Regions from separate parts of the Homo sapiens genome. Here regions 1 and 2 are each linked to region 3. The links are chromatin loops, found by intact Hi-C in ENCODE. Cell type or tissue: ascending aorta. All regions are shown on one strand. Links, peaks and the distances in the headings refer to the core of each region. The heading gives the core; the rest is flanking DNA. Region 1 overlaps TMEM131L (transmembrane 131 like). Region 2 overlaps TMEM131L (transmembrane 131 like). Region 3 overlaps TMEM131L (transmembrane 131 like).

What was found. Peaks named below come from ENCODE experiments on the same cell type or tissue, not always from the same donor. Only the 100,000 strongest peaks of a DNase experiment are listed, where the experiment ranks them.
Region 1: it touches region 3 in a loop (2.7-fold over the local background); 13 of 110 quality-filtered maps call a loop at or near these places.
Region 2: a loop joins it to region 3, with 2.6 times the contacts of the local background. A loop is called at or near these places in 16 of 110 quality-filtered maps.

Annotation. Positions count from the first base shown.
Region 1 is chr4:153,484,553-153,492,390 of GRCh38, reverse strand. All of the region lies in intron 3 of TMEM131L (transmembrane 131 like), which reads right to left. Among named protein-coding and RNA genes, the nearest start is that of TMEM131L, 22 kb to the right of the region's middle. RefSeq lists enhancers at 2,899-2,958, 3,589-3,798, 3,949-4,118, 4,299-4,368, 4,469-4,588 and 2 more. In ascending aorta, for the core only: no CTCF peak of the experiment used is centred there; DNase peaks (open chromatin) are centred at 3,510, 4,730, 5,430, 5,890 and 2 weaker places; H3K4me3 peaks cover 1,841 bases; H3K27ac peaks cover 4,605 bases.
Region 2 is chr4:153,493,904-153,501,741 of GRCh38, reverse strand. All of the region lies in intron 3 of TMEM131L (transmembrane 131 like), which reads right to left. Among named protein-coding and RNA genes, the nearest start is that of TMEM131L, 31 kb to the right of the region's middle. RefSeq lists enhancers at 3,969-4,048, 6,290-7,287. In ascending aorta, for the core only: no CTCF peak of the experiment used is centred there; DNase peaks (open chromatin) are centred at 2,497, 3,148 and 3,426; H3K4me3 peaks cover 1,322 bases; H3K27ac peaks cover 5,000 bases.
Region 3 is chr4:153,551,601-153,559,438 of GRCh38, reverse strand. It overlaps TMEM131L (transmembrane 131 like), which reads right to left. Exons shown (of 35, transcript NM_001131007.2): 5 at 3,529-3,652; 6 at 2,357-2,473; 7 at 1,071-1,181. Among named protein-coding and RNA genes, the nearest start is that of TMEM131L, 89 kb to the right of the region's middle. In ascending aorta, for the core only: no CTCF peak of the experiment used is centred there; a DNase peak (open chromatin) is centred at 3,498; H3K4me3 peaks cover 1,481 bases; H3K27ac peaks cover 4,767 bases.

The DNA of each region.
Region 1 (7,838 bases), core at 1,926-6,925, 68 kb after region 3:
TGGATAAGGTTTAGCTAAAATTCTAATTTTCTTCAAACTCTATTTTTAATTTAAAGTGAACTAAAAAGAAAAAATTGGGCTATGTGCAGTGGCTCATGCCGGTAATCCCAGGACTGTGGGAGGCCAAAATGGGAGAACTGTTGAGCGCAGGAGTTTGAGGCCAGCCTGGGCAACATAGTGAGACCTCCATCTTTTAAAAACCTTCTTTTTTTTTTTTTATAATTAGCTAAGCATGGTGGCATGGACCAATAGTCCCCACTACTTGGAAGGCTGAGGCAGGGGGATCGCTTGAGCCCAGGATTTCAAGGTTGCAGCGAGCTATGATCATGCTACCTACACTCCAGCTCGGGTGATGGAGCAAGGCCCCATCTCAAAACAAGAAGGAAAAAACTGCCAGGTGTGGTGGCTCCTGCCTACAATCCCAACACTTTGGGGAGTGGGTGGATCACTTGAGCTTAGGAGTTCAAGACCAGCCTGGGAAACATGAAACCTTGTCTCTACAAAAAATATTTTAAAATTAGCCAGACACGGTGGCAAGTGCCTGTAGTCCCAGCTACTCAGGAGGGTGAGGTGGAAGGATGGCTTGAGCCCGGGAGTCTGAGGTTGTAGTGAGCCAAGACTGGGCTACCGAACTCCAGCCTGGGTGACAGAACCAGACACTGTCTCAAAAACAGAAAAGAAAAGAAAAAACCCACACTCTAAAAAAGTACTACTAAAAAATAATCCAAATATCCAGAGACTAATTATATTAAATGTGTATATAAGGCTTTCACTATACTAAATAAATGCATAAGACGTACAACTTGGAATAAAACGACTAATTTGACAAAATAGTTTAAATTGTCCCTAAACAAATTTACATGACTAAAAGTTAAGTCTTACCATATGAATGATTACAGAGCAACAAAAAAAACTGATAAGGACCACTGAGAAAACAGTAATACGAAAGACTAGTGATTTACTTTCATATGACTGACACCTCTAATTACCGTCTACCTAATAAAAATCCCCAAAGCAAGTGTGTGGACAAAAAATGCCTCCAATCCATCTCAAAACACGGTTTTTCTCTTCTCTGTTTACCAGTTTCCTATTGCACTTACTTCCTACCTACTCTCTTCCCTTCTATTAGTCAATATTACAGGTGTTCAGCTCTCTAGGAACATGTCTTTCCTTCACCAGTTTCCCCTTTTATCCCCAATTCAAAAGTGGAAATAAAAAGAAAACGTAAGCAGTGTGCATTTACGTGACAGGCCTTAAACTCAGCAAGAGATCAGGTTACTTGATATCTGTGTGTCCATAAAGCCTATTCCACATGCCACAAATGTATTTCTGACTTCGACACGGACAATACCTATATGACACATCTCTGAACGGGGTCTTGTTTTTGTGGTGCTTTTCTTTGGGTTTTAGGCTTTCTTTTTTTTTTTTTTTTTTTTTGAGACAGAGTCTCACTCTATCGCCCAGGCTGGAGTGCAGTGGCGTGATCTCGGCTCACTGCAACCTCCACCTCCCGGGTTCACGCCATTCTCCTGCCTCAGCCTCCCAAGTAGCTGGGACTACAGGCCCATGTCACCAGACCTGGCTAATATTTTTATTTTTAGTAGAGATGGGGTTTCACCATGTTAGCCAAGATGGTCTCGATCTAATGATCTCATGATCCACCCGCCTCGGCCTCCCAAAGTGCTGGGATTACAGGCATGAGCCCCCACGCCCGGCCGCTCATTTTTTAAATCTAGAAGCTTTTGTTTCCAACAAGGAGCAACATAACTTTCATGAGCCCTTCCAGTACTCACAATAACTTTATGTTTACCCAAATAAACAACTAGGAATAACCTCCCTCTCCTAACTATATTACCTGAAAGTGGTGAATTAATGAAACCCCTTCCCAGCTCCCTAAACATACTTTCAAATTAAAATAAGGCCTGAATTTACAACCCAGGTTAAATGGATTAAAAGATTAAGGACTAGAGAGCAAGTGCCTTCTCCATCTCACTCTCACATTTCAACCTCAAATTACCCCAGCCCTCTAATGACTAGAGTAGTCACTGTAAAGGCGCCTAATTACCCACGAATTACACCAACTGTAACCAATTTCAGGATCACAGATCAGATTTTCCCAAAACATGAATCTGCTAATTAAGTTACCTGAAAGTCAAACTAACACGCAATTTGGATGTGACATTTATCCACCTGAAAGTAGACCTGTTAAGTATTTCAATTCACAGTAACAGCAGCTATTCCTTATGGACAGCACTATTACACACTTGGAAAACTGCAGCTGAAATACACGGACGCAGGAAGAGACTCATCTATGATTCAAGCATTTCCAGGAAATAACAAAAGGATTCTCCTGGCAAACCAACAGAATGGCCCACCAAGACCTGCTTCAGCCTGGGAATCAACTCGTATTCATTTGCTAAATTAAACTGATAATGAAACAAGTTTAAGATACTCACATACAGAGACACACCACAGCACACACAGCCTGGCACCAGTTACATTAGTCGCTTTTTTCTGAATTCTGACACAAGGAACGAGGTTTGATTTCATGGTTTTGCCTATTTGCTCATTATTAAATCTGCCCACTTATTTTCCGCAAGAAAAAAAAAAAATTGGGCCAGGCGCAGTGGCTCACACCTGTAATTTCAGCACTTTGGGAGGCCAAGGTGGGTGGACCATGAGGTCAGGAGTTTGAGACCAGCCTGACCAACATGGTGAAACCCCGTCTCTACTAAAAATACAAAAATTAGCCGGGCATGGTGGTACATGCCTGTAACCCCAGCTACTCAGGGGGCCGAGGCAGGAGAATCGCTTGAACCTGGAAGGCAGAGGTTGCAGTGAACTGAGATCGTACCACCGCACTCCAGCCTGAGTGAGAGAGTGAGACTCTGTCTCAAGAAAAAAATACTTCTCCCCAGTGCTCACAATCTTGTGAAAATAAAGAATTTTCCTTGGACGTGCTCCTACAGATACACAAAGAAATAATTCAGAAATAAAATCCATTCAACCAAAAGGCCAGGTTCAATGAGCTGGGAAGAAACTGCGTGGGTTTTGCAGCTGCGGCTGGAGCCCAGGAGTCCAAAGCTGCCGTAGACTGGTCTGTGCAGCTCTCAGGAAGGAAGCTTCACAGTGGATCGCTTCACACATCACCAGCCCAATACCAAAAAGGCGTTTCTCAGGAGCCCTGGTGTTGGGGGAGGGCAAGGAAAACAAGTGAGGGACATTCACAAGGGCTCACAGACGAGTCTCGCTGGGGACTATGTGTTATGGGTTAAACTGTGTCTCCACCAACCCCAACATGATATGTCAAAGTCCTAACCCCAGTACCTCAGAATGTGACCTGACTTGGAAACAGGGTTGGTGCAGATGCAATTAGTCCAGATGAGGCTGGACTGGAGTAGGGTGGGCCCCTGCTTCAATATAACTGGTGTCCTTATACGACAGCCACGTGAAAGCACGGAGACACCCAGGGAGAGCGCTGTGCGACAAGAGACTGGAGTGCCGCAGCTGCAAGCCAAGAAACCCCACAGGCTGCCGGCGAGCCCGCAGAAGCTAGGAAAAGGCGAGGGCGGACTCCCCGAGGGTTTCAGAGGCAGCGTGGCCCTGCCGGCTTGACAGAGGACTTCCAGCCACCGGACTGTGAGGAGAGAATACAATTCTGTTGTTCTAAAGCCGCGCAGTTTGTGGCACTTCGTTAGACAGCCCTGGGAAATTAATACACCACACTTGAACTTGAGTTGCTTCCTGTTGCCCTACTCCATCCAGCCCCCTCAGCTGGCAAATGCTCCCACTCCACCACAACAGAGCCGCAGGGAATCCCCGGGTTGCTGTGTGGCTGGGGAGGCCCTTCTCCCCTGTAAGTGGCACACAACAGGCTGGGCTATCCCAGGCCCAGGCCCTTGTCCCAATTTTGTTCCTTCTCTCCAAGTTCCCGGCTGCCTCCTCTGGGCCCTGCCCTCACCAGGGCCCGGTCCCCACTCCTCCCACAGGCAGCCCTGGCCCTCCAGCTGCAGGACGGGGTGTGGAAGTCCCCTTGGGGTGGGCAGTGCCCCGTGCTGCTTCCGCCCACCCCAGTTTCTCACAGAATTTTTAGAACACTTCTTTCAGTTTTGCCTTAAGTAATATCCTTCCTCATGCCCCAACAACCCCACTCACACTGGTGCACTCACGCACCCTCATTCTCTCTTACACACAACTCAGCCACAGGCCCACAGGGTCTCTCTCTCTCACACAAAACTCAGCCACAAACCCACAACGGTCTCGGTCTCTCTCTCACACACACACACGCACACAAAACTCAGCCACAGGCTCACCAGGGTCTCTCTCAACATGCACACATACACACACACACCCCTCAGTCATAGGCTCACAAGAGTCTCTCTTGTCTCTCATACATACACAAACACACACAACCAGCCACAGGCCCACAAAGGTCTCTCTCTTTGTCCCTGTCTGCTCTCTCGCACTCACAAACACACATCTCAGCCACAGGCCCACCAGAGTCTGTCTGTCTCTTTGTCTCTCTCACTCTCTCTCACACACATACACCTCAGCCACAGGCCCACAAGGGTCTCTCTCCTTGTCCCTGGCTCCTCTCTCTCGCACACTCCCACACACACACATACAGCTCAGCCACAGGCCCACGAGGGTGTCTCTCTCTCTCTCTCTCTCACACACACACACACACACACACACACGCCTGTGCAGCTCCACAGGGGCCTGGGCCAGGAGACAGATCTGAATACACATACCACCCTGTGCTGTGAGTGGCCACTCCCATCCAACAACTGAGACTTTCTGTTACTGGGCCAAGGTTTTCTGCCAAACTTACTTCCCTTATAATGAATGAATTCTCCCTCAGAAGGTTCCTCAGTCCTCCCCTGGAAGCTGACCTGCAATGGCCTAACCCACCTATTTACCAGGCATGCCAGGACATATGAGACCCTGATAGGTGGACACCAAAGCTCAGCCTGGAACCCCACCCCCATGTGCATCATTGCAGCAGAACTTCTTCGGACACACTCGATCCACCAGCTAACACTCCATACCCTATGAAGAGAATACGTACGGATTCTAGGTTTGATAAAATCCTGGGCCAGTGGTGGTAAGTCAGGCTGAAAAGCAACCATCTCCCAATTTCCACCCACTGTTTTACCTACAAGACTATTTCTACCTCTCATTATTTAATCCTCCACAAAAAGTATATTTTGTAACATGGTCCCTGAGCTGCCTCACCCTGGGCCAATGGTTTTCAAACTTGAGCGTGCATCAGAGCCACCTGGAGGGCTTGTTAAAACAGATCTCTGGGCTCCTCCCCTAGAGCTTCTGATTCACACCAGGTCTGGGGTGGGGTCTGAGAACCGGCCAGTCTAGCGAGTTCCCAAGCGATGCTGATTTAGGTCCCTGGACCAGGCTTCGAGAAACACTGCCCTAGACCGCTCATTTCTCGCTGAGCTCAGGTGGCCCAGCATAGCACTCAGCATAGCACACACTGCTGTCGGCCTTCCCACTGCCCATTCCCTTCCTCCCACTTAGGCAAAGCCGGGTTGTGCTCCCTATGACTAAACCCTGCAGGACAGAGCTGATCACGTGGTTCCACCACTCCACAGGCGTGGGTGGGTGAGTGGTTCAAGGTGAGTGCAGACCCACCTGTAAGATGTGAAGGGGAAGTCTGCTGGGGAGTACTTCTGAGAAAGTAGCCAGGGGTTCTTTTAACCTGCCTTTGGATGTTCAGGTGGGAGGCTGGGAGGCTGTGAAGCACACAGACCTCCTGCAAACGTGAGGGGAGCTGCACGGCACACAGAGTCCAACAGAACAGACAGGTCCGAAGAACCAGGCTCCCAGGTGCTGACACTAACCTGCTGAGTAAACCAACCCAGAACCACCCTGCCTCCAGGCTTCTTGTTAAGTGACATCATGCATTCTTTATTGTTTGAGCTGGTTGAGTCAGGGTTTTGTTACTTGCTGCTGAAAATAATCCCAAAGCAAAGCAAGCTGACAGGACAGCTCCTCTAAAGGCAACCTCTCAGCACACATTACAATGGCATGTGTTCCACAAACTAATCCCAATATTTCAGATTTAAATTTTCCACATTTCAAAAGCTATGTAGCTGAATATCTGTGGATAATCCACACTTAGAATTAGCATAAAACTAAAGAAGTTATCTAGCATACAGTAAAATATTACTGAAGGACCAACCCTGGGTCTATCTTACACGAGTCATGCTCTTTTTTTTTCAGGGATTTGCTAGGAACCATATAATACTAGGGCCTAAGAAAGTATTCAGTTGCTTCCATCCGTTAATCTCGGACTTAGTCTCCTTCGACAGACAGCTGTACATCTAATTGGGAAAGTGGCTTTCCACTCCAAAGCAGACAAGTATGCACTTACAGAGAGAGGACACCTAGGATCACGCACATGTTCTGTCACTTCATAGCTCTATAACCTTCAACAAATTGTTTTACCTTGATGAACCTGTCTCCTCATCTATAAAATGGGAATACTACCACATATCCACCTGGTTATGTAAGGAAGATACATGTGAAAGCACTTTGTAAACCATAAGGTTTACACAAGGGCAATTACTTAAATCCAATTTTTATGGATTAAGTGGATTAACATGACCTGATTTGAAGAAACAGGATTAATTACAATCCTAGAAGAATTACTCCACCAAAAATGCATACTACATACACCTGTCATAACTACCAATCGAACACTGTTTGGATTGTAATTCAAACAGAACCTTTACTGTAAATAATTTAGTGGCAGCAACATCCACAAGGTAGTTACAACCCTCAAAGTCAATGTTGTACAAGGCACAATATCAATATGAATTATTTACTATATACATTTTACATGGTTCACTTGGCAGGCCACACACTATGACTATGCTTTTACTGAGGCTATTCTCTGGGATCCACCTTCAAATGCAACAGTGGGTATCTGGGCACTTCACAGGGGGGCAAATCATCTTTCCTACAGAAGAAGTTCAGTTTTAATCCAACATGCATGTATCATTCGGAGCCATGTTTTCCAAATAAAATACCTGAACAAACTGGGTAAGAACAATAGGGACTGGACAATGTTTCTCAAACTGGGATGTGTACATGTATGTTAGAGAAGGCAACGCAATGAATTAAATATGGCCACCTTCCTGAAACATAAATTGTACTAGAAGATTTTTGGAACATAATAAAAACGAATCAACAGTGAGTAGTATTTAAATTCTCAACAAATGCTGATTTTTTTTTTTTTTTTTTTTTTTTAATGAGACAGAGTCTCGCTCTTTCGCCCAGGTCAGAGTACAGTGGTGTGATCTCGGCTCACTGCAAGCTCCACTTCCCGGGTTCATGCCATTCTCCTGCCTCAGCCTCCCAAGTAGCTGGGACTACAGGCGCCCGCCACCACGCCCAGCTAATTTTTTGTATTTTTAGTAGAGACGGGGTTTCACCATGTTAGCCAGGATGGTCTCGATCTCCTGACCTCGTGATCCGCCCGCCTCGGCCTCCCAAAGTGCTGGGATTACAGGCGTGAGCCACTGCACCTGGCCTGAATTTTTTTTTTTTTAATTTCCAAAGAATTTTCATGCTTACAGGAGACTTTAAAAACTACATCCCTATGGCCGGGCACGGTGGCTCACGCCTGTAATCTCAGCACTTTGGGAGGCCGAGGCGGGCGGATCACAAGGTCAGGAGATTGAGACCATCCTGAGTAACATGGTGAAACCCCGTCTCTACTGAAAATACAAAAAATTAGCTGGGCGTGGTGGCGGGCGCCTGTATTCCCAGCTACTCGGGAGGCTGAGGCAGGAGAATGGCATGAACCCGGGAGGCAG
Region 2 (7,838 bases), core at 1,070-6,069, 58 kb after region 3:
AAGCAGTATAGAGGAAAGCTTCTATCTCATTTATGTTACTGGGTTTTCTGTCTCATGAAACTGGTCCTAATCCTAACTGATATGCTTCTTCACCACCATAGCAGTGACAGTGATGATGGTAAGAAAAGTGATGGCAAGAAGTAATACAACACCTGCACACATACCCTGAGACTCCTTACCATGTGCCAGAAAATACAGTAGAGGCTTTACTCACATTATTTACATTAATACTTGCAAAACTCAGCTGGGCACAGTGGCCCATACCTGTAATCCCAGCACTTTGGGAGGCCGAGGCAGGCGGATCATGAGGTCAAGCGATCGAGACCATCCTGGCTAACACGGTGAAACCCTGTCTCTCCTAAAAATACAAAAAATTAGCCGGGTGTGGTGGCACGCGCCTGTAGTCCCAGCTACTCAGGAGGCTGAGGCAGAATTGCTTGAACCCGAGGCAGAGGTTGCAGTGAGCCAAGATCGCGCCACTGCACTCCAGCCTGGGTGACAGAGCGAGACTCCGTCTCAAAAAAAAAAAAAAAAAAAAACTTGCAAAACCCCTGTGAGGTGGGCATTATAAGTCCCACTTCTTTAGTTAAGCATCCAGTATGGTCATTATTCTTGCTATTCTAAAATTTCACAATATGCTTGGTGGGATTCTCTAAATCCACTGTGCAGGGTACTTGGCGTACCCTGTTAATCTTCCACTTTCATCAGTTACCATATTCTATCAGTTATCCACTTTCTATCTTCCAGAATTTTTTTTTAACTCTATTATCAACTGATAGCATTTCTTCACTATAGGTTTTTATTAACCTTTTAAATTTCTATCTGATCATTAAACGGCGTCTCTGGAGAAAGAGGAGACTAAGCCATGTAGTCATTCCATCGATTTTCACAACTAGGAAAAAAGTGCACATGCCTGTGTGTGTGTGCATGCACGCGTGTGTGAGCGTGTGTGTTTCTTTGGTCTCAATAGGCTAAGATAGTTCTAAATCATCCAGATAAAGCTTAACAAGGCCAAATGTAAATATTTGTATTTTAAAGAAGGCAATTCATTACTTAAGTGTATATTGAGAAAGAGAAGTTAGCAGTTCCCATTAAAATAAAAAGAAGATGACGGACCCAAAGGTTTTTGTTTGTGTTTGATCTTGTTTGGCCATAAAATAACACGATCCAAGTAGAAAGACACTGCTACTAGAAGTGCTAATGAAATCTTGGGCTTCATTAAAATAAGTAGAGTCCAGACCAAAAAAGAAATGGATTCACTACATAGGGCACCATTCAGATCTCAACAGAATCACTCTATCCACTATTGGCAAAATTTAAACTAAAAAAGTTCTGGGATGGGTGTGGTGGCTCACGCCTGTAATCCCAGCACTTTGGGAGGCTGAGGCTGGAGGATTACTCGAGCCCAAGGAGTTCAAGATCAGCCTGGGCAACATAAAGAAACCCTGTCTCTACAAAGGAATATATAAAAATTAGCTGGGGGTGGGGAGGCATAAGCCTGTGGTCCTAGCTATATGGGAGGCTGAGGCAGGATGACTGCTTGAGCCCAGGAGTTTGAGGCTGCAGTGAGCCATGATTGTACCATTGCACTCCAGCCTGGGTAAGAGAGTGAGACCCTATCTACTCTTGCAAAAAGAAAGAAGGGAGGGAGGGATGGGACAGAGGGAAGGGAACGGAAGGGAACGGAAGGGAGGAAGGGAGGAAGGAAGGTTGGTTCTGACCAAGTTAACATTAGGACTGACTGAAAAACATGAGGAATAATTTAGCCTGGGCGAGTTAAAAAAAAAAATTTAGGTAAAACCAACCTAGAGAAGAGATGTGATAACTGTCTCAAGTCTGTGAGACTGGGATCTGACGGTGGAAGACTAAAGAGAGCAAATGTGAAGTCAAAATCAGAGAACATCTTTACAATGAGAGAGGCTCAAAAATGGAAAGTCAGTTTCAAAGGTGAACTTCCCATCACGTGAAGTGCTCAAGCTGAAGCTGAATAACCAATCAGGGTAAGAATGTCATAAGGGGCTGGGCACGGCGGTTCACGCCTGTAATCCTAGCATTTTGGGAGGCCAAGGTGGACAGATCACGAGGTCAAGAGATTGAGACCATCCTGGCCAACATGGTGAAATCCCCTCTCTACTAAAAATACAAAAATTAGCCGGGCATGGTGGCGCGTGCCTGTAGTCCCAGCTACTTGGGAGGCTGAGGCAGGAGAATCACTTGAACCCAGGAGGCAGAGGTTGTAGTGAGCTGAGATTGTGCCACTGCACTCCAGCCTGGCAACAGAGCGAGACGCATCTCAAAAAAAAAAAAAAAAATCATAAAGATCTATTTCATCACTGGCAGAAAGTGGAAGACTCCTGTCAAGACTGATAAATCCATGGAAGATGTGCACATGGAGCCATATCACACAATGCGGCAGGTCAGCAACAATGGGCAGACAAGCGCTGGGCATCCTCCAAACCTCCCGAGGCCATGTCTGAGCTACAGCGACTGGAGGCTGGGCACCACTAACCGCAGGGAGGCGACTGCCCAGAACCAGTGCTCACAAGTTACAAGGCGCAGCCTCGGAGCCCTGAAACGGTTAGTTCAGGCCTGGCCCATCCCTAAACACTAACAGAAGAAAGGAGAGACATGAGTTGTGCCTAGGATGAGCCACAGAGGTTTTGGAAAATGACAGGCTGTCCAAGTTCTCTACGTAAGACTACATTCAAGGAAAAGGACAACAAAAACAAACGTTAATACTAAGGGGCAACTTCCAGCTTCCCACAGTTCCAGGCTTACATACCCCAAATGCAGAATTGGCTACATTGTGCAGTGTTGTGAAGTTTCACTTAATTCCAGTGGGTTTTTTTCCAAGAAAGGTTGGCAAAAGCTCTAAGTTGATATAACTGCAAAGTCTGGAACAGACTCTCCTCTGCATTTGTTGCATAAACTCCTAAATGGCAGCTTCTCAATTTCCAGCTCCTAACTACTAGTTTCCAGAGTGACTGAAGGAGAAAAAGATGAGAGCAAATGGGAAGCCAGCCTTGCTCAGTAGGGCCGAATGAGAAGACCCTGGGGACCAAAGGGCCACAGGATCTCAACTCCTCATTGTTCACACTCTCTATAAACCCTAAGGGGAAAAACATTTGCATCTTGTGAAGAGAGAGCTTGAAAGAACTCTGCTCACCCCCCACTTCCCTACCCACCTCCAAAAATACACACACACCCACACGCTCTCTCACATAGTGCGATTAGCCATGTATCTAAAGAATGTGCAGCCTCTATTCCAGAATCCTGCAAAAAACATTTTTATGAACCAATTCACTGAAACACATGTTCCAGGATGTCAAATTAAATAGCGAGCTGGGAATGAGTGGGAGAGCAAAGGAAGCTGGCCTCAGCCCTCCTTGGCTCTGCTGCTGTAAACCCTGCCTCTCTGTCCGTAAGTGGGCTTTTAGGAAAAGTTCCCAGCAGAGGAGGGCTCCTCCCAGGCCCCTCAGCCTCAGAGGGTGCAAGAGCAGATCAAGGGCACCATGCTCAGGACTCCCCCAAACCCCTGGCTCTGTCCAGAGCCTACCAAGCATCATTTGTGAATAAAGCAAGCTGCTCATTTTCCATCCTCCTACATCTTCTCCCACCCACCTCCTCAAACTTACATAAACTCAGAGAATAGCAGGCAGGCTGAACAGGAGCTGTGCCTTAAATCCGACACAATAAAAAAAGAACGGAACACAACGTTTTTCTTTAGCCAAAAACTTCAAAATGCTTACACACGGATCTCTGCCATCAGAACCCTTAAGGATGTCTGTAGAAGCTAGGAGATGTGTATCTGGGTGTTCACCGTACAAGTCTCTCAACTTTTCTTTTTTTTTTTTTTTTTTTTTGGAAATTTTTCATAACAAAAAGAAAAAAAAGATTTCTGCATTGTGAGATACATGTTACACAAACACAGATGAAATAATAGAGTAGAAAAGAGTATAGTCTATGATAAAAAGAGCCAAGCATTAACGCTTGTCATCACTTTCTAATCTCATGTCTGTGCGTTCGGCAGGCAAATAACTTTCTTTTCCAGAACAGGGTAAAGCAGCAGCAATAGATACGTGAACCTCGTGGGATTTGACCTCCAACATGGAAAACGCTTTACCTGAAATGCAGACTACAAATATATGTCTCTGAATATATAACATAAAATGTAAGACCTAATTTAATCAATATAACTCTCCTGGTACACAATTCTATGGAGAGCAAAACGTTTCAAACTGGGTTAGAGAGCCACAGGTTCCTGAGAGGCTTATCTCAGAGGCCAGGGGAGGGTGCTTAAAACCGAGGTGTAACAGGATGTTTTCAGCTTCAAGCAGCATGAGGCCTAACTCAGAAAAAGGTAGAGGAGAATATTTTTCTCACATGACTCATATGACCCAAAGTCCTGGAAGCCAGTTCTAGGGAAGGTTGATTCAGTAGCTCAATGATGTCATGATGCTTGCAGAATGCTCCCACCTTGCCATTCTGCCATCCTCTCAGCAGCACACACTCACGGGCATCCTTCAGAGGGGAGACAAACTTTCCCCAAAGTCCTCAAAAACATTCCCTTCGAAAATCTTGGCCAGGTGTGCTGGCTCATGCCAGTAATCCCAACACCTCAGGAAGCTGAGGCAGGTGGATCACCTGAGCCTAGGAGTTCAAGACCAGTCTGGGCAACATGGCAAAACCCCATTTCTACAAAAAAACACAAAAACTAGCTGGGCATGAGGGCACGCACCTGTAGTCCCAGCTACTAGGGAGGCTGAGGTGGGAGGATCGCTTGAGCCTGGGAGTTCAAGGCTGAAGTGAACCATGATCGTGCCACTGTACTCCAGCCTAGGCCACATAATGAGACCCTGTCTCAAAAACAAAAAAAAAAAAGTCTTCATAGGCCAAGTACAGTGGCTCACACCTGTAATCCCAGCACTTTGGGAGGCCAAAGCGAGTGGATCACTTGAGCCTAGGAGTTTGAGACCAGCCTGGGCAACATAGTGAGACCCCCATGTCTACAAAAAAAATAAACAAAATTAGCCAGACTGGTGGCTCACACCTGTTATTCAGGAGGCTGAGGTGGGAAGATCACCTGAGCCTGAGAGGTGGGGCCACAGTGAGCCAGGATCATGCCACCACACTCCAACCTGGCCAACAGAATGAGACCCTGTCTCAAACAAAAACAAAACAAGTCTTCATAAACACTGAATCCTAAATCTTTCACTAACAAAACCAAAGAGAATGACAATGACACTGTCACAGTGACCTATGCAGAGGGGACTTAGATTACTGAAATCCCTGTGGGGCTGGGGGAACGGGTTGTGTTCCCTGCTGAATAATACTGACATGAGGGGGGTGGTCCTGGAAAAGCAACTATCCCTGTGCCTCAGTGGGCCTCCCCGTTTTCGATGCAATGGAGCAGCCCCGTATTTAATTTTTGTACCAGGCTTCTACAGAAAATTCTGTTTAAATAAAGTGTTCCATGGATTTAAAATGTTTTGATTTGTTTTGCAAAACTAGGTTAGGACCAGCCTGTGAAGTAATGCTTAGGCAAGGATAATTTGATACCTTTCTAAAGAATTCCTATCCGTTAAACCCATAGCCTAATCTATTTTGATGCCCCAACTCTGAATGGGATTATTTTAAAGAAACTGCCTTTCTGATTTCAGGTCTCGCCGCCCTCGAGAGGGGCTAGCTTGGCATTCGGAGGCCTTGTTGGCACTCTAGGAATCCATCTTCAGACTTCTTTTCTGGCCAGGGCTGACATCCGCCCCTTTAAGCTCAGCACAGCCACATCCTCATTACTCCACTGAAACAGTTCCACACTTGTTTTGTGAAAGCAAACTAAATCTCGGTACCCAAAAATCACTAAGCCAAGGGAAAGGTCAAGCTGGGAATCATGCCAGGCAAACCTGCCTCCCGTTTTATTCCTAAATAAGATAGCTACAAAGATTTTAAAAGTTACATACCTCCCTCACAATTTACCCACAAGGAAATTCCTTGTAGGCCTCAAGATCTTTACCCCAGAACGTTCTGTTGGATTTCACCCTGGCAATGTAAACTGATAGCTCATCTTCACAGGTGGAGACAGAAAGTCATCCCTCTGCTCACCTGAAAAAAATGCATATTTGATTGCTTCCTCTGACCTATTGTTTATGTAAAAATGCATTCACTGAGGCAGACTAAATTGTGTATTCACTCAAAGACTAATCAAGGACTCAAAAGAATGCAACCTTTTCTCTCTTACCCACCTATGACCTGGAAGCCCCTGCCCTCCCCTTATACCTACTCATTGATGTCTCATGTCTCCCTAAAATATATAAAAGCAAGCTGTATCCCGACCACCCTGGGCACAGGACCTCCTGAGGCTGTGTTCCGGGCATATCCTTAACCTTGGCAAAATTAACTTACTTGTTTTTTTTTTTTGTTTTCAGACGGATTCTCACTCTGTCGCCCAGGCTGGAGTGCAATGGCACAATCTCGGGTCACTGCAACCTAGGATGCCTCCCAGGTTCAAGCAATTCTCCTACCTCAGAGCCTCCTGAGTAGCTGGGACTACTGGTGCATACCACCACGCCCGGCTAATTTTTGTATTTTTAGTAGAGATGGGGTTTCAGCATGTTGGCAAGGCTGATCTCAAACTACTGACCTCAGATGATCCACCGCCTCGGCCTCCCAATGTGCTGGGATTACAGGCGTGAGCCACCATGCCTGGCCATAAAACCAACTTTCTAATTTGGTACAGATCTGTCTCAGATATTTTGGGTTCAGAGTTTGGTGAATAGCTACTGCCCCTCCCCAGACCCCTCTCACACTTCCCCGGATCACGCAGGTAAAGGGTGAACACCCGGCAGAGCAGGAGCCCCGGCAGGTCACCCAATGCACTGGTCTCAGAGCAAATGTCTAAAATATCCCCCTAACCAAGCCCACTGGTGCTGAGGCCCTCTTAGCGCTCCCGACGGAGAGCTGTTAGCTAAAGAACTTTCCAGCTTTTCCATTTTCCATAGCCTCATAATCACTCCTCATTTGCAAGAAGACAACTTCCTATTGTTTAGGTGAGACAGCCATAGGCAAGGTCTGCAACAGGATGAAAACTTTGGCAGAAGGGGCTTTCCTCGGTTCACGGTGCTCAGGACAATAAGACTGTTGTATCAGATATTAAAGATAGTTATGTCTAAACGTCTGTTTCCCCTTATTGTGAGTTTCCCCAAGTCAAGATGTCTTACTTTTTAATGTACCTTATGGCATAATAAAAAAATACAATCTCATTAGCAAATGAAAACACTGAATATTTTAGAAGATTCTTCCAGACTCCACAGAAAATTTTTCTGTAAAGAAGTATCATAAACACCTTTCTCTGTCAAATATTGTACTACATTATCCATATGGATGTACTATTGGACATTAAGTTGCTCCTAATTTTTCCCCAATATAAACAGATGGATATAATTGTAAATACAGCTTGTAAATTTATCCTACTTCCTTAAGAAATTCTTAAGAATGGAATTTCGCTAAAGCACGCACACACCTTGATATGCGATGCCAACTACAAATTCCACTATTAACAGTTTCTTTCACATAGACTAACCCCTGGGATCCTTACCTTACGAGATAGGTACTACTGGCCCACTTTTACAGATGAGAAAACTGAGGCTCAAGATCACATAGCTGGAAAGCCACAGAGATAGGATTCAAACCCAGAGCCCAGGTCCTTACCCACAACAATTCTAGCTTCTCAGACACAACTCATTAAAAAAAGGATTCTGTCACCCGGAAGCCAGGGAACGGTGTCAGCCAGATCAGGAAACCTTATCACTGTTACACAGCAGCCACCACTAAGAAAATGA
Region 3 (7,838 bases), core at 948-5,947:
AATGCAAGCCACAGCACATCAGTATCAGTCTCCTGCTTAAAACCTTTCAACACATGCCCCCTGGTTTTAGGATTTAAACCAAATATAAATTTGCAAATTAAAAGAAGTCTTCCTTAAAATTCTGCAAGGAGGGGCTTTTCCATTTTATAAAAATAAAAATATGATTTAAGATCCCTAAGAATTATGTACTTGGTGATAAAGATTCCAGATATAATCCTAGAGGTAAATTAATTTGGTTCTTCTCCCCAACTGGAATGTAGGCTCTACGCAGATACAAACTCTAGACCAAGGCCTGGCACAAAGCAGAGGCTCAGGAAAACCGCTGAATGAATGAAAGCCCCAGGTACTAATGGTACTGACTACAAATTCTAAGCAATGTTCTTTATTTACCAATCAGAAAGAAGAGGTAAGTTTCATAATATATTGGTTCAAGAGCTTTTCTCAATTATAAAATTATCCAGTTACAAGGAAATATGGATAATCAAAGGGAAAAAGTAGCCAACCCTATAAAATGATTCATGAAATGTATATTAAAAGAATTTAAACTTATCATTATACATCTACTATAACATCAGAAATAGTTCTTCCCACCAAGCCCCATCCGGGCAGGGCTAAAAGCAGGACATCCTTAGGGGCCTGTTATTACTTGTGACCATGGGGGCTGCCTCCCTGAAAAGCAAGCTGGTAAGATTTAACAAGCTCTACAAAATCGTTCACAGTCTTTAACTAAAGAATCTCTCCTCTTTATGAAACATGCCCCAAGGAAACAGAGGATTCAGAAGGAAAATTAAAGAAACTTATAAAATAGGTATATGGCCTAACGGTAATAACAGTGAAAAACAGGAAACATTTCAAAAGACCAACAATAAGATTAAGCAAACTCTGGAATATCAACACTGTGAACTCCACAGCCATTAAAAAGAAGTTAGGTGGAATCCACTGATATTTTATATATGTATATTACTTCTATATAATTTTTTCAAAAAGCAGAAAATAGTAAAATAACCAATTCTGAGAAGGTTACAAAGTTTGGTGGCCACCAGCATTCAAAGTAAATCTATTAAAATGACCTGCATTTGAGACAGCTGAATGCTCTGGACCTTTGGAAGCAGAAAATAAGCATTTGGTAGCTGCTTTGCAGACCCTTCTGTAGAGATTCTACGAGTGCCAATTCCAGATACCTGCGGAAAAAGAGAGAGAATTGCTCCTCTGTTAAGAGTTTTAAAACACATTTGCCATAATGCTAAAGCACGTCTCCAAAGGAAATCTGTATTCATCAGCATGGCCTTCAAGACTCTACTAATCCAATTATTTTATTTATCTTTGTCTACAAAAAACACAATGAATGTTTCAGAAATGCAGAATGCTGGCTGAGCACGGTGGCTCACGCCTGTAATCCCAACACTTTGGGAGGCCCAGGGAGGTGGATCATTTGAGGACAGGAGTTTGAGACCAGCCTGGCCAACATGGTGAAAGCCTGTTTCTGCTAAAAATACAAAAATTAGCCAGGCAGTGGTGGGAGGCTGAGGCAGGAGAATCGCTTGTGCCTGGGAGGTGGCTGCAGTCAGCCTGATCACACCACTGCACTCCAGCCTGGGCAACAAAGTGAGACCCTGCCTCAAAAACTAAAAAATAAAAAATGAAACAGATTAGAATGCTGTATTTAAGCTGAATGTTCCTCACTGTAGCAAATCTGTTCACAAGTAGGCAACTCTTCTGATATGGGACCTCTTTAATGGAATCCAGTAAGAAATAACCACAAAAATTACTGATCTTGGAACTTAAATTACTTGATGCCAGATCTTGTTAAATGCCATATCAGGTACCATTTAAGGTAAAGATTCCTATTTCTGAGAATAGCAACAAGATTCTTCAAGCTCCCTTCCTGGTACCTTGATATGAATAGTGAGCTCCCTTGGAACCAGCCTCCAAGCACACAATCAATGTCTCCTAATTAGAAATATTCCTGAGCCAAAGAGGGAAGGTAGGCAAAATCACTAGAGACTGTCCTTAGAGCACCTCCTTCTGAACGCCCGTGAGGTGAGAGCCATGAGTTTTGAAAGCCTTCTGTATTTTATGATGGGAAACTGTGTGACAGATTGCTTTGCTTTGTTCTAGTATCCTCCAAAGACCCACAGTAGGACTATAGCTCCGTCATCAGTAGGAAAGCCAGCCAACTGTGGCATGTCAGGCAGAAAAGGGTGAATGCTGATGATTTTAACATCACTAACAGTCTTGTATTTTAACGACATAAACCAGGTGACAACATTTCCAAAAGTCTTTTTAAAAATATACACACACACCCCTACAGTTAAGTCACCAACCAAAGTTGTGACAAAAGGAAAAAGTTACTCACATGATAGGAAAGGACTCCATACGAAGAGGTATTAATAAATAAGGAACTTTCAATGCTTCCTTCTTCAGTAGGTAAGAAAATAATTCTGAAGGAAGTTTTCCCCATTGCTGGAATTACCTGAAAGAAAGGTCCCCAGTCAGCCACTTGGAATGGCCTCCTTTGATAAACTGTCTTTCACAGACTTTCTTTTTTTGACAATTTCTGTTAACAGACATTTGTATATTGTGCACCCTTATCAGTATTATGAATCCCTAAGAATCCCCAAACTGATCAGCATCCAATTATCTGCTCTTAGATATAGCAAATATTACCACTAACTTAGGATGAATCCTTTCGCTTCAGACTGGAGCTGTGAGTCTCACATCTTTCCTTCCCCTCCTCTTCCACCTCCACAGGTCCAACTGTCTTTAGCTAACACAGTTCTATCTCTACTTAAATATAGACAATAACCAACGTGCAAACATGTTGATATGTAATAAAAATCAGGAACAACGTTTACCCAGACAGACTGTCATAAACCAAATATTGGGCTTCCCCTTACAACATATCCTTAGTCCTAGTTTTTTTTTTAAGTACATAATATCAGGCAGACATAGTAAGCAAAATAAATAAAAGCCTACTAGCAATTAGGATCTTCACTAAATGTTAAAGACCACTGAAATTAAAACTATTAGAAGACTAAGTTTGAGCTCTGTGTTATGGTGCCAATCAGCTTTACAAGGAGCCATTCACTATACCTTGCAGTTCTGGATTTAGAAAGGAGACCTAACTTTCCTAGTAGGCTTGAGAGATGGAAGAGGTCTCAACCATAAACTTGTATTAGTTACTAAATGCCTCAGAATTTGGAGTCATTTCAAGACAAGTAATATAAACTTTCCTTAGTCACAATAGAGCCATGTTAAATATACATACATTACTACACAGCTGAGAGCCTTCAAACTCTCCCCCAACCCCCCACCTCCCCCCGGCCCCAGTAGATATCAAGAGCCACCAAAATTATAAAAATGAGCAACTGGAAAAGTAAATGCTAAGGTAAACACACAGAAGGAAAAGGTTTGGGTACCAGAAAAAGCGGGAGACAGGGAGCAGAAAGTAAAAACTTCAGGCCAAAGAAAGCAAGAAAACCTGGCTGCCTGCCACGGCATAGTTTCCAGGAGTCCATCAACACCCACCCTGCAGGGAACTGGCGGTACATGGAAATGTCCAGCAGCTGCAAACACTGAATTCACCACAACCTCGCTGTCCCTACTAGGGTTGTAAGCATGGAGAATCTTTGCTACAGGATGTCCCAGGAACCTAGGAGGAGAAACAAAGAGAAAAATCAATGTATTGTGTGGTTATAAATATTACCATACATATATATGTATTATTATATATATACACACAGATTTTTAAACCCAGAAAGCTGTTGCTGTTCATCACAAAGTTAAATTATCCAATCGTGTTGGTAATAAAGCATTCAATTCACAACAGTCAAAAGTCATAAAACAAAAAACAACTTTATTTTATAAGGCTTAGGCCAACCCACAGTAGCACTCCATTGGTTTCAGTGTTAGAAAAATTTAACCCATCTAGGCCATTAAAATGCTTGCAAAAAAACAAAACAAAACACATGTAGGCACTCACTGGCACTTCTCGGACCTGGGTCTCTAATTCAATGAAAATATGTTGAATAATTCAATGAAAGTATGAATGAAAATTCACTGAAATATTCATTCGAAAATATTGAAACAAACGAAAATATGTTTAGGTAAGAAACTGTACTCACAGAAAAACCCAATTTTTCTTAGGGTTATGTTTTCTGAGTAAAAGAGACTTTTTGGGGAGGTATGTATTTTCAGCTCACAAAGAGATGTTATTTTATTAGGTCTTAGAAAAGGAAAACTTAATTATGGCTAAAGGCTATTCTTTTGAGAAAACTGAAAATCCGGCAGCACTTTGCAGCAGAGGTTCTCATCCATTTAAATTATGAGCCTTTCCAAAAACTCTGATGAAAGCTCTGGCTCTTCCCTCCACAAACATACACTTACGAAAAGTTTCATACACAGCTTCAAAACCTTCCACAAACCTCAGAGTAAGAATCCCTGCTCCGTGGCAAATACACTAATTCATGAAGGGTTTGATACCCATTCTTTTCAGCAGCACTCTCCACCTCCAATGTCTCGGCTCTGATAAAGGAATTGCCAAGAGGAAAGGAGCTGGGCTCAGGCCCACCTACCTGGAGCCACCTACAATGCTCCCTCTAATCACTTAACTCTGATTCCTACTGCTCAAGACCAAATTCAGTCTTGTTCAATTATGTTGCAATGAACAGGGAGCCAGCAAAAATTTCACTAAAGTCATTTCTTCAGTTTTAATAGCCTCAGTGGCAGAGAGAGCCAAATATACAGCTGTCATTCGGATGGCCTAGAAATAAAATTATATTCTAATTTAAGCTGAATGAATTATATCTATAATTGGAATAAAATTGGAAAAATATCAGCATAATGAATGAATTCCGTAAAATTAGGTAAAATCTTTGATATTAAAAATGTATCCTTTAGGAAACATGAAATGGATGTTGCTTCTCTTATATACAATGAGATTTCCAAAATACTGTATTACTACCATCAAATCCTTGGAATTTTTCTTTTGGCTTTCACCCTTCCTTTTAATCACTAGTCTTAACGAAAGGTTTAATATATCCAATGTGTATTTCAAAACGTAGTTCTTCACATCCCATTACAAATAAAATACCAACATCAATGTGATTAAAATCCTGATTTTTCAAAGTGTTCTTAAGTAATACCATTTTTTTAAAAAATGTTCAACACTACCATACACATAAAGGGTCACTTCAGAAAAGCCTTACCTCAGAGCAGTGGGCTTGTATCTGCCTTTCTTCCCACAATTAAAATTAAATAAATAAGGACTTCTGAGGTTTTGGGTTTCAAGTAAATAATATCAATCATCAAAGTTATTAATACTTATCCTCAAAGCTTTATATCCCATGTACATAATTGAAATACAAGGTTTCTAAGAATACAAATGTCTATCAGAGAAATACATGAGAAAATAAGAATGCAAAACAGCAATGCTACAGAGCCAGTGACTGCACCACCAGAAATCTCTCCAGACCTAACAGAGAATGCCAGCTGAAGCCTAGTCACCACTGCTATTTTTATTCTATTTTTTAGATTCTATTTTTAAAAGTGTTATGAGGATATAAATTTCCTTCACTAGTGACAACTGGAAGATACTCTGTTAATTTAACACTACAAAAGAATGATTAAAATCTCTATGAATGATTAGCACTTTTTATCTCAGGACCAACAGAATATTAACCCTTCACATAAGCCCTAAGAAGTAGGCAGAAGGCAACCGAGTAACAAGATCCCGATTTTACAACCCCCCAGGAAAATCAAAGCTATGAAGAGGGTTGGGATTTGCTCGAGGCCAACATCAAAATAAACCATAGCAAAAGCTGAACTGGGACAGCGAAGAAATCAGGAGGAGAACCCTCAGGCTAAAGTTTTACTCTAATGTCTATATATTAGACCATTTGTCAGACATAAGGTAAAACTCAACTAATCTTAAATGTGTTCTAATTTAGGCTAAAGTTTGTTCTGAGGTTTTTTTTTTTTTTAACTTCAGCAAAATGACTAATTCTCATAATCATATTCCAGATCTCACTAACAAGAAAAATAGCATTATGAGTGCTCTTAGAAATCAGAAGATTTATTCTACCACTTGTAGTGAAATGACCTTGAGCAAATGGCATTCCTTCTCAGCAACAAATGTATGAACACATTTGTAGTACATGCTCAAACAAAGAGATATTTGAAAACGATACACACAGACTCAGATAATGCCTGTCTTCACTGGACTGATATAAAACTCAAATGACAACGGACATGATTACACTTTGGGAACCATAAAGTATTATATAAACGTAACTAAGTCCTCCAAAGGTGATTCCATCTAAAAATCAGAAATCCTTTCAAATCAAAGACTTTCAGCATTCTCTCAGCATGCGACTATTAGGACCAGAGATTAATGTATATTGCTAATTAACAAAAGTGTATCATATACAGTTGGCTCTCCATATCTGCAGATTCAACCAACCTTGATTGAAAGTGTTTGAGGGAAAAAAAAAAACACAAAAAATAACAACACAAGAAAAAAGAGATACAGTATAACTATTTACATAGTATTTACACTATATTAGTCATTATAAGTAAACTAGAGTTTTTTTTGTTTTTGTTTTTTTGAGACAAGGTCTCACTCTGTCATCTAGGCTGGAGTGCAGTGGCATGATCATAGCTCACAGTAACCTTGAACTCCTGGACTCAAGTGATCCTCCTGCCTCAGCCTCATGAGTAGCTGGAAGTACAGGTGTGCACCACCATGCTTAGCTAATTTTTAAAAAAAATTTTATGGAGACAGGGTCTCACAGTGTTGCGCAGGCTGGTCTTGAACTCTTGGCCTCAAGTGATCCTCCTGCCTCAGTCTCCCAAAGTGCTGGGATTACAGGCATAAACCACCGTGCCCGGCCTCTAGAGATAATCTAAAGTATATGGGAGGTTGTGTGTAAATACTATGCCAAGGACTTGAGCATCCTTAGCTTTTGGTATCCATGGGGGTCCTGGATCCAATCCCATGTGGATAACGAGGGACAACTGTAAACATACCCCCATGTGCATCGACTATAGGATTTTTTTACGTTACTGAAGAGTAAATATTTTAGACAGCCAGGAACCTATGAACTGGAATTATTATCCTAATAGCTATACTTACTACTACTATTATTCTATCTACCAATCTATAACATATATTCTTTAAAGTAGGTCCTGAATCAAAATTTCTTTTCACAATAAAGACTCTTTTTTTTGAGACAGAGTCTCCCTCTGTCGCCCAGGCTAGAACTCGGTGGCATGATGATCTTGGCTCACTGCAACCTCTGCCTCTCAGGCTCAAGCAACTCTTGTGCCTCAACCTCCCAAGTAACTGGGATTACAGATGCTCACCACCATGTCCGGCTAATTTTTGTATTTTTATTAGAGTCACGGGTTTTGCCATGTTGGCCACGCTGGTCTCGAACTCCTGAGCTCAAGTGATCCGCCCAGCCCGGGCTCCCAGAGTGCTGGGATTACAGGTGTGAGCCACCGCGCTCAGCCTCACAATAAAGATTTTTCACAAAATTATAGCACCCTCTCAGAATGTAAAATCAATGAGGTTATGATAAATTCAGCTTATTTATATTATCAACTAAACTACTAAGCATTCAGCTTCTATTAAACTTTCTTTACATAAGAGTAAAAATATAAAAACTCAAAAAAACAGACACCTAGAATTTTATAAAGTCGGCAAACTCCCAGTTTTCTCTTCTTCCCTTTATAGAATCTTTTTCTAAAAAGCTCAACATGGTCCTTTTAAATTCCAAGTTCAGGCTGGGTGCGGTGGCTCATGCCTGTAATCCCAGCACTCTGAGAGGCCAAGGAGG